Regions from separate parts of the Homo sapiens genome. Here region 2 is linked to region 1. A link is a contact called in ENCODE Hi-C or POLR2A ChIA-PET data. All regions are on one chromosome and are shown on one strand. Each heading gives the region's core, a stretch centred on a gene start or an enhancer-like site at or near the end of the contact. The rest is flanking DNA. Distances are from core to core; before and after follow the strand shown.

What was found. Hi-C counts contacts between places; a loop is a spot of excess contacts on that map. ChIA-PET counts read pairs that join two places held with the same protein, here RNA polymerase II (POLR2A). Pooled maps may share reads with other maps.
Region 2: a loop to region 1 is called in a map with no recorded cell type, with 2.4 times the contacts of the local background. The contact joins the enhancer-like site here to the promoter of ZW10 in region 1. A Hi-C loop is called at or near these places in 2 of 37 single-sample maps with no recorded cell type and 2 of 50 pooled maps. POLR2A ChIA-PET finds 5 or more read pairs at or near these places in 1 of 52 experiments (activated T-cell).

Annotation. Positions count from the first base shown.
Region 1 is chr11:113,769,755-113,775,768 of GRCh38, reverse strand. It overlaps ZW10 (zw10 kinetochore protein), which reads left to right and starts at 2,077. Exons shown (of 16, transcript NM_004724.4): 1 at 2,077-2,207. The coding sequence starts at 2,103. It also overlaps the pseudogene LOC100288385. RefSeq lists enhancers at 1,887-1,946, 2,077-2,346.
Region 2 is chr11:113,688,083-113,694,169 of GRCh38, reverse strand. It overlaps TMPRSS5 (transmembrane serine protease 5), which reads left to right. Exons shown (of 13, transcript NM_030770.4): 9 at 921-1,099; 10 at 3,231-3,329; 11 at 3,797-3,939; 12 at 4,253-4,405; 13 at 5,896-6,087. The coding sequence ends at 5,910. Among named protein-coding and RNA genes, the nearest start is that of TMPRSS5, 15 kb to the left of the region's middle. RefSeq lists enhancers at 2,902-4,101, 4,329-4,830. Within about 2 kb of position 3,374, at least 3 of the 41 ENCODE cell types and tissues checked have a DNase peak (open chromatin) inside an H3K27ac peak, as active enhancers do.

The DNA.
Region 1 (6,014 bases), core at 828-3,327:
ACTGAAACTGGCAGGTTTGGGAATTTGGTGATTATCTCTCATTCTCCTGATTTCTCAGAAGGTCAGACAGACAGCTTAGTTTTGGTTTGGCGAAGTAGAGCTTTAGCATGAGTGACTCCATTTTGGTTTGGTCTGTTGGGCTTAGTGCAGGAACTCAGTCCAAAGTGATGGCCTCCTGTAAATGTTAACATTGTGAAACCTTTCTAATTCAGTCAGAGACTGGGTGCTCTTCCTCCAATATTTCCTCTGCCATTTGCATCTTCCTCAGGGGCAGATTAAACTTCACAGCTCATTACTTGCACAAGCCCCTTCTAAGGCTGACATCTAATTTTGTATTCATTATTTTATATTCTTTTCTTTAAAGAGTCCTTCCCCTCCCTGCAACTGTATAAGATTTAAGTTCCACTAAATCTAGATCCATCCCTCATCTACCTACAAATTAGTAATTATCATATTTTTCTGTGATTATATATTCACATGTTGTGGGTCCCCAGACCTAGCACAATGTCTGCTATGTGATAATTGCTTAATAAATATGCAGTACAAAGTTTCAGAATTTTCATCTATCAGTCATTCTTTGTCATTGGGCATTTATTATTAGTTGCAGTTAGAATTCAAAGTTGACAGGTCTACCAAAAAGAAATTGATTTGGTTTTCCAAGGAAGGGAGTTTCTCAGGATGTTTTGGCTGTTTTCAGTGCTTCCTCTCTCAATCCCAGTTTTGTTTCCTTTGCTCATGGCATGTGAATTGGCCCTTGCTTCACTGGGATAAGCAGATTGTCTCAAAGACACTTAACAATTGTCAGGGATCTTAGAGTCAGTGCCTACTTGGGGTCAACCCTCACAATATATCTTTTTAAAAAACCAAAAACCTTTTAATCAAAACAGTACATCTGGCTCTTGGTATCCACGGATCCAACCAACCACAGATCAAAAATATTCTGGAAAAAACTAATAAAAAATAACAATACAACAACAAAAAATAATGCAAATCAAAATACAATATAACGACTCTATAGCATTTAGATTGATTTGTATTAGGTCTTATAAGTAATCAAGAGATGATTTAAAGTGTATGGGGAGGATGTGTGCTGGTTACTTGTAAACATTACATCATTTTATGTAAGAGACTTGAGCATCCACGGATTTTGCTACTGGGGCAGGGGAGGTTTCTGGAACCAATCCCCCCATACCAAGGGAGGACTGTGTATGTTTACTGCAGAAAAATAGAGAAAGCAAGGGCAGAGAAGAGAATAAATACCATAAATCCACCACCCATAGGATAATTTGATGTCTGTCCTTTACATACATACTTACATACTTTTTGTTTTCTGACCAATGGTTATACACTTAAGTTTTTAAAAAGGAATCATAGTATACATAGAATATTGTGAACATCTTTCTGTATGCAATGCATTAAAATAATGAAACCATTTTTAAAAGCTTTTGACACATTTATATATTTATAATATGACAGAAAGTACTAAGTATCTTGTTCACACAGGACTAATATTATGTATATCTAAGTAATATAAATATGTAATGTAGGTAATGTAAATGTGTAATGTATCACGTAGATGTAATATATGTACATAGATGCAATTATAAGCAACCTTTTATTTATAATGAGGTGACGCCACTTCTTTACACAACTCTAGAGGGCGCCATTCGTAGATTCTGGTGCCACAGCGGCCCAATAAAAGTTGAGGAAAAAAGATCGAGATGGGCTCGTTGGCTCTTTCAGTTAGATAATTTTACAAGTAAGCCTTTTGAAGTTTAGAAAGGTTCAGTTAGACCTGGTTATTAAAAACGTTTAATTTCCTCCAGTGAAAAACGGGCGGGAAGCAACGAACTTTGAAAACAACTAAGGAAGAAAACGCGTCTGCTTACAGTTTGCCAACTACGGGACACCGTGGAAATCCCATCTCGGGATTGGCGCGGTGCCTGCTGGGAGTTGTAGTGCGCCCCTCGCCTTCCGGGCGGCGGTCTGAGGCCCGCGAGACTCCGTTTCCCGGCAGGCCTCGCGTCAAGACGGCCGGCGGGACGGGAGCTGCGGCGCTGGCTACGAGAGTGACCCAGTCAGCGTTGGTTCCCGTCTTGGCCATGGCCTCGTTCGTGACAGAAGTTTTGGCACACTCCGGGAGGCTGGAAAAGGAGGATCTGGGGACCCGGATCAGCCGCCTGACCCGGCGGGTGGAGGAGATCAAGGTGAGAGCGGGGCAGCTGTCTGCTGACTGGAAGGGGACTCCGGGTCCTTGTGTGAAGGGACTGGAGAGAGGAGTCAGGGGCTAAGGGCAGACAGAGTGGGGACCAGCAGAGTGGGGCCTGTTGGGGAGATCTAGTTGTGGGGGCTGAATGAGGAGTGGAGGGGCCCAGAATGTGTGGATTGAGGAGGGATCTTGGAGGGGAGCCCACACAGGGGTTGGGAACTGAGGAGGCGAGGAGACCTGGGACTGTGGGGACGAACAGGCGGTGGCTGGAGAGCACTGGAGAGTGGAGTTATGTTGGGGAGGGGTGTGCCGCGGGAAGAGGGAGACTGAAGAGACCAGCAGAGCGGGAGGAGCAACTGGAAGCTCCGAGGAAGCTAGGGAGCGAGCGCAGGAGAGGAATAGAAAAGACAGGATCCCCCTTCCCCTTCTTCCATCGATGAGTGTTTATTTCCTCCACCCACTCCTTGATTTGTTGATGAATAAAATAGCCTGGAGGATTGCACCTTTCTCCTCCCCGACATTAAAAAAAAAACAAACCCAAACCCTCAGTATGTTTTTATTTTTATGTATCTATCTATCTTTTGAGATGGAGTCTTGCTCTGTCGCCCAGGCTGGAGTGATCTCGGCTCACCGCGACCTCTGCCTCCCGGGTTCAAGCGATTCTCCTGCCTCAGCCTCCCGAGTAGCTGAGATTACAGGCGCGTGCCACCACGCCTGGCTAATTTTTTTTTTTTTTTTTTTGTATTTTTAGTACAGACGGAGTTTCACCATGTTGGCCAGACTGGTCTCGAACTCTTGACCTCAGGTGATCCACCCGCCTCGGCCTCCCAAAGTGCTGGGATTACAGGTGTAAGCCACCGTCTCCGGCCTCTTAATGTGGTTTTAAAACTTCATCTACAAGCACATGAAGCTGTGCTGAGTGTCATTGGTACCTACGTAAACGTTGCTGCCTTGAGATTGATACAAAAACTGGAAGCACGTAGCCACACACAGTTTTGCTTTGTACTGATATTGTTACCTTGCCAGTATTTGTCCACATCTTCAGTTGCTTTCATTTAAAATTTTGTGTATCTGAGTCAAGTAGGGTTTCGAGGGAGCAAGTTTGCCACACACCATAAGGGCACAGGTATAACCCTTCCTAACAGCTCTTGATTTTACAAAAGTAGTTTCCTGAATTTTAAGTAGTCATATCCCTGACATCTCTTCTTTAATATGGCTTTCGGATTTTTCACCACTGTTTAATGTGATGGAAAGAGGACAGGTTTTTAAGTTACTCTAGCATGGCAAGCGACCCTAGCTCCTGCGTGTTCTGGACCCAACATGCCTTTCTTTGCTTTCACTAGTTTCCTTTACCAACTTGAATCTTCAGCCAATTGAGAATTACTTTCTCTGCTCTCCCTCCCTTTTTTAATCCCATATTTTGCTTATGTTGCCATTTTTCCATCTTTACCTGTAGTATTTTTCAAACCCATTTTTCAAGTTCCATTTCAAATGTCTCCTGCATAAAAAAAAATCTTTATCTTCCCTCAGGGAGAGGGGATCTCTTTCTCATTTGTGCTCCTGGAAGGCTTTGTAACTTTGTTGCTGTATTACATTTCAGTCCTGTATTCTTGTTGCTCAAGTATATAGTATCTTTACTACGTAGGAATTTGAGGGCAAGCATAATTTGTTCTTTTTTTTAATTCATGTATTTATTCCTCTGTCAAAATAATAATTTAACAAAATTAGCCAGGCGTGGTGGTGTGCGCCTGTAATCCCCAGCTACTCTGGAGGCTGAGGCAGGAGGATCGTTTGAACCTGGGAGGTTGAGGTTGCAGTGAGCCGAGATTGTGCCACTGCGTTCCAGCCCGAGGGACGGAGTGAGACTCCATCTCAAAAAGAAAAACAAAATCAATTTAAAGCCATCACATTTTTAAAAGATAAAGGAGAATTTGTGGCACAGCTGCATTAACAAAACAAGACACCAGTCTAAAGTGCAACACTAAACAGGTGTTCTCTCTTCCCATGGTGGAATACATACACACAATTACACGTAAGATTTCACTGAAGATATGGAATGAGGCAAATAACCCTTTGAAATGAACCACCCAAGGAATAGAGACAGGCTAAAAATAATTTCTTTTAAGATTTTACTGTAAGATGGACCCCCTGCCCCCACTCCAGCCCAGGTAAGTACTAACTCAAACCCCTCATTTTATGTGCATGGCCTTGGCTTCTGTCTTCTTTCCTCAGCCACATCCAAATCCAGAAAGGCTTCTGTACCCTATGCTCAAAACGCAACCTCAGCCAGGTGCGGTGGCTCACGCCTGTAATCCCAGCACTTTGGGAGGCCAAGGTGGGTAGATAACCTGAGGTCAGGAGCTCCAGATCAGCCTGGCCAACATGGTGAAACTTCTTCTCTACTAAAAATACACAAATTAGCCGGGTGTGGTGGTGGGCGCCTGTAATCCCAGCTACTCTGGAGGCTGAGGCAGAAGAATCGCTTGAACCCGGGAAGTGGAAATTGCAGTGAGGTGAGATTGCTCCACCACTGCAGTCCAGCCTGGGCGACGGAGTGAGACTCTGTCTCAAAAAAAAAAAAAAAAAAAATAGCATCCTCAAGTCCCCGACTTGAGGAAGTACAGACTGACGTTAATGAGCCTGTGTGCAACGTGCAACCTTCATCTAGAACCTGCAGGGAAATCAGGAGCACAAACACAGAGTGCAGCATCATTTCTTTTTTTTTTTTTTTCTTTTTTGAGGTAGAGTCTCTCTCGCCCTGTCGCCCAGGCTGGAATGCAGTGGCGAGTTATTGGCTCACTGCAATCTCTGCCTTCTAGGTTCAAGTGATTCTCCTGCCTCAGCCTCCCAAGTAGCTGGGACTACAGGCGCCCACCACCGCGACCGGCTAATTTATTTGTATTTTAGTAGAGATGGGTTTTCACCATGTTGGCCAGGCTATTCTTGAACTCCTGACCTCAAGTGATCCACCTGCCTTGGCTTCCCAAAGTGCTGGGATTACAGGTGTGAGCCACAATGCCGGGATGCATCATTTCTTTAAACAATGGCTTTAACTGTTGAATGAGCTCTGACAAGCCATATGCATCTCATAAGCAAGCCAAAATACTGTCTTCATATCTGTTTTTCTTGCAAACATGTATCATCCAAGTAAAAAAAAAAAAAAAAAAATTAGGCTGGGCACTATGGCTCACACCTATAATCCCAGCAGTTTTGGAGGCCGAGGTGGGCGGATCACCTGAGGTCAGGAGTTCGAGACCAGCCTGGCCAACATGGTGAAACCCTGTCTCTACTAAAAATACAAAAATTAGCTGGGCGTGGTGGCGCATGCCTGTAGTCCCAGCTACTTGGGAGGCTGAGGCAGGAGAATCGCTTGTACCCGGGAGGTGGAGGTTGCAGTGAGCCAAGATTCCACCACCGCATTCCAGCCTGGATGACAGAGCGAGACTCCATCTCAAAAAAAAAAAAAAAAAAAAAAAGAAATTTAACAGAAACAATGAAAAAGAAAATTCAAAAGGTTTATGCCAAAAAGCAAACCAGTCCTCATTTGTTTTGGTGCTAACTCATTTGTTTTGGGGCTGTGAAGCCATGTAGAGGGTGATCAGGCAGTATCCCACCCACAGTCAGCACCATGGTGGTCCAGTATAGCATTTGGTCAGGGAAGCCTCATTTCAGGTGGATGGGCACATCATCAGCTTTCTGGAGAAACTTCTGCAGCTCTGGAACTTTGTTTTTCCTAGCAAAATTATATGCAGTGGAATCAGAAGTCAGCTTAGTTGGTATGGCAAATATGATAGGTGGTGCTTCT
Region 2 (6,087 bases), core at 2,125-4,624, 83 kb after region 1:
GGGTTCAAGCGATTCTTGTGCCTCAGCTGGGCACCACTATGTTCAGCTAATTTTTTGTATTTTTAGTAGAGATGGGGTTTCGCCATGTTGGCCTGGCTGGTCTCGAACTCCTGACCTCAGGTGATCTGCCTGCCTCAGCCTCCCAAAGTGCTGGGATAACAGGCGTGAGCCACCGTGCCTGGCCTCATTAGCTTTTAAGTGTTAAAAATACTTTCACATTCACAGTATCCTGTGTTTCTTCAGGCTTATCTTTGGTTCAATCATTTTCCATGTAATTATTTGGTTAATATGTTTCTTCCCCTTTAGATGGGAAGCTCTGCAGGAGCAGGGACTCTCAGTCTTATTTACCACTAAATCTCTTTGTAGATTTATCCACTGCTGTGTCCCCAGGGTCTAGAACAGTCCCTGGAATATAGTAGGTGCTTAATAAATATGACTTGGAGGAATGAATGAATGATGAGTGAATGAGCTCTTTGATCTTCTCTTGGTGCCGGACAGGGCAGAGAGTGTAATCCCCATTTTACCGAGGCTGAGAGGGAGAAGTGCCTCTCCCATGATCACACACAGTAAGTTGAGAGATGGGACCAGGGGAAGTTTTTCCAACACAAGGCCCTCTATGTGTTTGTTATAAAACTTGGAGGGAAGTTATGCAGGAAAGAGGGAGTGGTGGTTGCAGATGACCCATAGTCTTCTCTATCCATCAGTCCTGCAGCATTTATTAAGCACCTACTGCATGCCCAGTGTCTTGCCGGCTGCTGGGGTGATACTAAGAGGCATAGTCTGTGGGGCCTGGGAGCTCACCGCCTGCTGACGGCCCCCCCACCAATGGCTGCTCTGGCCAGCTTCCTCCACCTGCTACCTTGCTTAGGAACACCTCTTCTGCCCCTTCCTTCCCCGCTCAGCATGGCCCCTGTGTGCAGTTTCAGGCTGGCCCGCCTGTCCAGCTGGCGGGTTCATGCGGGGCTGGTCAGCCACAGTGCCGTCAGGCCCCACCAAGGGGCTCTGGTGGAGAGGATTATCCCACACCCCCTCTACAGTGCCCAGAATCATGACTACGACGTCGCCCTCCTGAGGCTCCAGACCGCTCTCAACTTCTCAGGTGCGGCACTGGCTTGAGGGTGGGCAGGCTGGAGACTATGGCGAGAGAGGGCGGGGGCTGGGTGGGAGAGTGGTGAGCTGATTTCTGAAGTTTCCTCTGAACACTGTAAACCTTAAAACATTCTATTTATTTTGGGACTAGTGAATTTTGGCATCATCTGGTTCTGAAATTGTTATCAACTCTTGTACAGGCTCTTTTGGGAAAAGAGGTTCAGACCCATTTCATGGCTAGGGGGCAGGTGGGCTTTGCCTTGAGGTCTGAAGCAGCTGCCCCATCCACCAATAGGCTGCTCCACCCCTGTCCCCAGGCTAGCCTCGGGTCCTAGCCATTTGGTGCCATGTTACAGTTTATGAGATACATTTTTTCAAATATCTTCTCTTTCAGTCCTCGTAACAACCCTGATAGATAGTTGAAACAGGTAGATACAGACAAGAGCACTGCAGTGCAGGGAGGGAAGCAACTCTCTTCAAGGTCATGTGGCAAACAGTTCCTAAGCCTGATGCCAGGGCTCCTCCTGCTGCTGCACCTGCCCGTGAGCCCAGGCTGGAGCTATACCAGCAGCCACTCTCCCCGACACACACGTGCATGTGGGCATTCACCTACAAACACACACACACATGCACTCACACAGTCATGTGCACATAGACTCACACGTGAGCATTCACACATGCTCACATGTACGTGCTCACATGAACACACTTGCGCACACACACCACACACACAAACATGCACACTGTACACACACATATACGTTCACATATACTTAACACTCCTTCCTCCCGTCATTACCTGTAGCCTTAAGTTTCCCAAATAACAGTCATTGCCATACACATTTCACAAATTGTATCACATACGTGAACTATCGTTCAACAGATATTTCTAAGGCTGGGCATGGCGGCTCACGCCTGTAATCCCAGCACTTTGGGAGGGTGAGGTGGGCAGATCATTTGAGGTCAGGAGTTCAAGGCCAGCCTGGCCAACATGGTGAAACCCCGTCTCTACTAAAAATACAAAAATGAGCTGGGTGTGGTAGCTCATGCCTGTAGTCCCAGCTACTCGGGAGGCTGAGGCAGGAGGATCACTTGAACCTGGGAGGCAGAGATTGCAGTGAGCTGAGATCATGCCACTGCACTCCAGCCTGGGTGACAAAGCAAGACTCCGTCTCAAAAAAAAAAAAAGAAAAAAAAGGAAAAGAAAACTTTCTTAGTTGACCGAAATAAGTGTATTTAAAAGAAAAATACGACTATATTAGTATCTAAGTAGTAGATACTACATGAGTATCTACTGTAGTAGTATTTCTCTTTTAAATATACTTATTTAGTTATAATAAATAGTATATTTACTATATAGTATAGTAAGTAAATAGCATATTTACTATTTAAATATACAAAATAGGTATAGTAAATAGATAATAATTAGTATCTCTAGTTAGAGAACCTATATTACTTACCTAACTAGAGAACCTATGTTACTTATAATAAATAGATCCTAACCACAAAAATATGTAGCATGAAAAGAAATCAGTGTGGAAGTTCTAGGTAGCTGAGTCCGCTGCAGAAGTTGCTGCACCTGGGCGTGCTGTCTCCTGTTTGGTGGGAGGACGGCAGGCAGTAAGAAAGGCACAGACCAGCACCAAATGAAGTCTTTCTCTGTGATGCGGTTAGAGGGACTGAAAGAGAATTGAAAAGGACATGGCGTTCTCCCCAAGTGAATGCTTTACTCAATAGTGTGCCTATGTACTACCTAAAATCATGCATGGCTGCACCCATGGGATATGTCACGTTTTTGGAAACACTGTCCTCATTAGAAGTTGGGTGCCCATGGCCTGAAAGAATTTTCACCCCCACTCCATCCCCAGGTGTGGGGAGGGGGCAGCATGGGTCCTGTCCACCCATAGAGGGCGCCATGCACACTGCAGTTTGCATGCTGTCCTCTGTGACAGGGGACCCCAAAGATGGGACAGTGCCCCACTTGCATAGCCATCTAGGAGGCCTGGCTGGTGGAACCCAGGAGCCAGGACTGTTTGAGAAGGGGGCTGAGGAGGACTTGCCAGTCCTGGGTCCTTCGCCCAGGCTCTGCAGTGGGGGAAGCCAAGCCTGACTGGGGACCAGGACCATGTGCCTCTCTACAGACACTGTGGGCGCTGTGTGCCTGCCGGCCAAGGAACAGCATTTTCCGAAGGGCTCGCGGTGCTGGGTGTCTGGCTGGGGCCACACCCACCCTAGCCATAGTGAGTCAGCTCCCTGGGCCCTCGGTGCAGGGGCGGGTGTGGGAGGCATTCTTCCCCAGGGTGAGGCAAGGCCACATCCCCTGGCCACATGACAGTGCCAGCCCTGTTTTTCCCTGGCATCACCCTTGGTCAGGCCTAGGGTCTCCAGTCTCCCCTGCTTGGGCCTTTCTGGGGAGAACATCTACTGCAAGTTTTCCCTAAACCCAGACCCTTTTACTCCCCCTCCCCTTGTCCCAGGAGCGCCATGGTCTCACATTTGGTGTATGTGTGAGTCCTCCTGCTCTTCCCACTCCCAGCCCCCAAGTCCGATAGCCTACTGCTTCCTTGCTCAGCGTCCACAGCTCCCACCCTGGGCTCGCCTCTTTGGGTCTCCCTGTCTCTGGGACTTCGAATTACCTCCCCTCTTGCTGCTCTGCCTGCCTGGGCCTTGCTTTGTGCCCTGCAGTTTTTCTCGGTGTCTCTCATAGCTTACAGCTCGGATATGCTCCAGGACACGGTGGTGCCCTTGTTCAGCACTCAGCTCTGCAACAGCTCTTGCGTGTACAGCGGAGCCCTCACCCCCCGCATGCTTTGCGCTGGCTACCTGGACGGAAGGGCTGATGCATGCCAGGTGTGGCCTGTGGTGGCTGGGGTGAGGGTGGGAGTGGAGGTGGGGGTGGGAGGGCAGGGGGCCTGCTGTGACTTGGCCCCCTGCCCTGGTCTGAGCTTGTCAGTGGTGTGAGACAGCCTCTCTAGAAGGAGGGGCACCTAGGCAAGTCTGGAGCTCATGCTAAGGGTTTAAGGAGGGGTGAGGCCAGCAGATATCTCAGCTAGAAGCAGGCGGGGCCCAGTAAGGAGATTCCACTTGCCATAGTGGTCTGGTGCTCTCCATCAGGAAGAACTAACTGGCTGTTTCTCTGTGTCTCCATGCCTGGATCCCTTAGGGAGATAGCGGGGGCCCCCTAGTGTGCCCAGATGGGGACACATGGCGCCTAGTGGGGGTGGTCAGCTGGGGGCGTGGCTGCGCAGAGCCCAATCACCCAGGTGTCTACGCCAAGGTAGCTGAGTTTCTGGACTGGATCCATGACACTGCTCAGGTGAGTGTGGGGGCAGGAGTAGGGCAGGGAGATTTCTAAAGGACCTGCCCTCGAATGCAAGGAACCTTACCCCTTAGGCCCGGGCCCTGCTGGGGACTGGGGAGGGTGCTAGGACATATTCCCCAGAGTGAGTGGAGGAAGAAGTGAAGCTTAAACATGGAATCCATTGGATTTCTATCAGTTTAAGGATGAACTGGGTAAGAGTATGCCTGAGTTTGTATCCCAGATCTACCATTTCCTGTGTCGACCTTTGGCAAATTTCTAACTTTGTTAAACCTTAATTTCCTGATAATAACCATGATGGCTACTTATATGCTATTGTTATATGCTATTAAATAAGACCCGTACAATGCCTAGCACAGTGCTAGGCTTAGAGTGAGTGATCTGCAGTGTTTTTTGTTTTTTTTTGAGATGGAGTTTTGCTCTTGTTGCCCAGGCAGGAGTACAATGGTGCAATCTCAGCTCACTGCAACCTCTATCTCCCGGGTTCAAGCGATTTTCCTGCCTCAGCCTCCCAAGTAGCTGGGATTACAGGCATGCACCACCACGCCTGGCTAATTTTTTGTATTTAGTAGAGATGGGTTTCACCATGTTGGTCAGGCTGGTCTTGAACTCCTGAGCTCAGGTGATCCACCAGCCTTGGCCTCCCAAAGTGCTGGGATTACAGGCATGCACCACTGTGCCCGGCCTATCGTGTTATTTATGTGTATATCTGTTACCATCATTCATCCCTGGTCTCTAAGGCAGTTACTAGTGGCCACATTCCCTGCACTGTGGAGAGAGCTCAGCATTTAGCAGTTCGGGTTCTGCACCTACGTAAATTGTGTGACTCCGGGCAAGCCACTCTCCTTCATCTGTTCAATGGGAAGGCCAAGTGAGATAATGTGTATAAAAACACATTACTGGTCGGGTGGGGTGGCTCACGCCTGTAATCCTAGCACTTTGGGCGGCCGAGGTGGGCGGATCACGAGGTCAGGAGTTCGAGACCAGCCTGACCAACATGGTGAAACCCTGTCTATACTAAAAATACAAAAGTTAGCTGGGCATGGTGGCACGCACCCAGCTACTTGGGAGGTTGAGGCAGGAGAATCGCTTAAACCTGGGAGGCGGAGGTTCCAGTGAGCTGAGATCGTGCCACTGCACTCCAGGCTGGGCGACAGAGCAGGACTCTGTCTCAAAAACAAAACAAAACAAAAACATTATTTACCTAAAGTATTTTACAAATTTAGGGCATGATCATGAAAAGCATCTTCCTCTAAGGTTGGGCAGGGGTGGGGGTTGGTAGATAATACATTCGGAGTTTACAGGGAATGTATGTATTGATCTTCTCAAAGAAATCTTACAAAAAATCTTGAGCAGCAGATATTTTTAGCCTCATTTGATAGAAGTGAAAATCAAGGCCCTGCATGGTTAAGTGATTTACTAAAATAAAAGTCGCTTGGCTAGTGTAGAGCCATGCTGTGAATCAGTTCCTTTCCCTTTTGGTCTAGGACTCCCTCCTCTGAGTCCTGCTGTTTCCTCCAGTCTCACTGCACACCACTGCCTCATGCTTCCTGGGGCCTCCAGCAGCTCCACTAATGGAGGAGAGGCAGTAGCCTCCGACACAGAACGCATGGACCTCCTACTACTGTGTGTGAGGAACAGTCACTACCCACTGGCCAGCCACCCAGCCAACAGGTCTC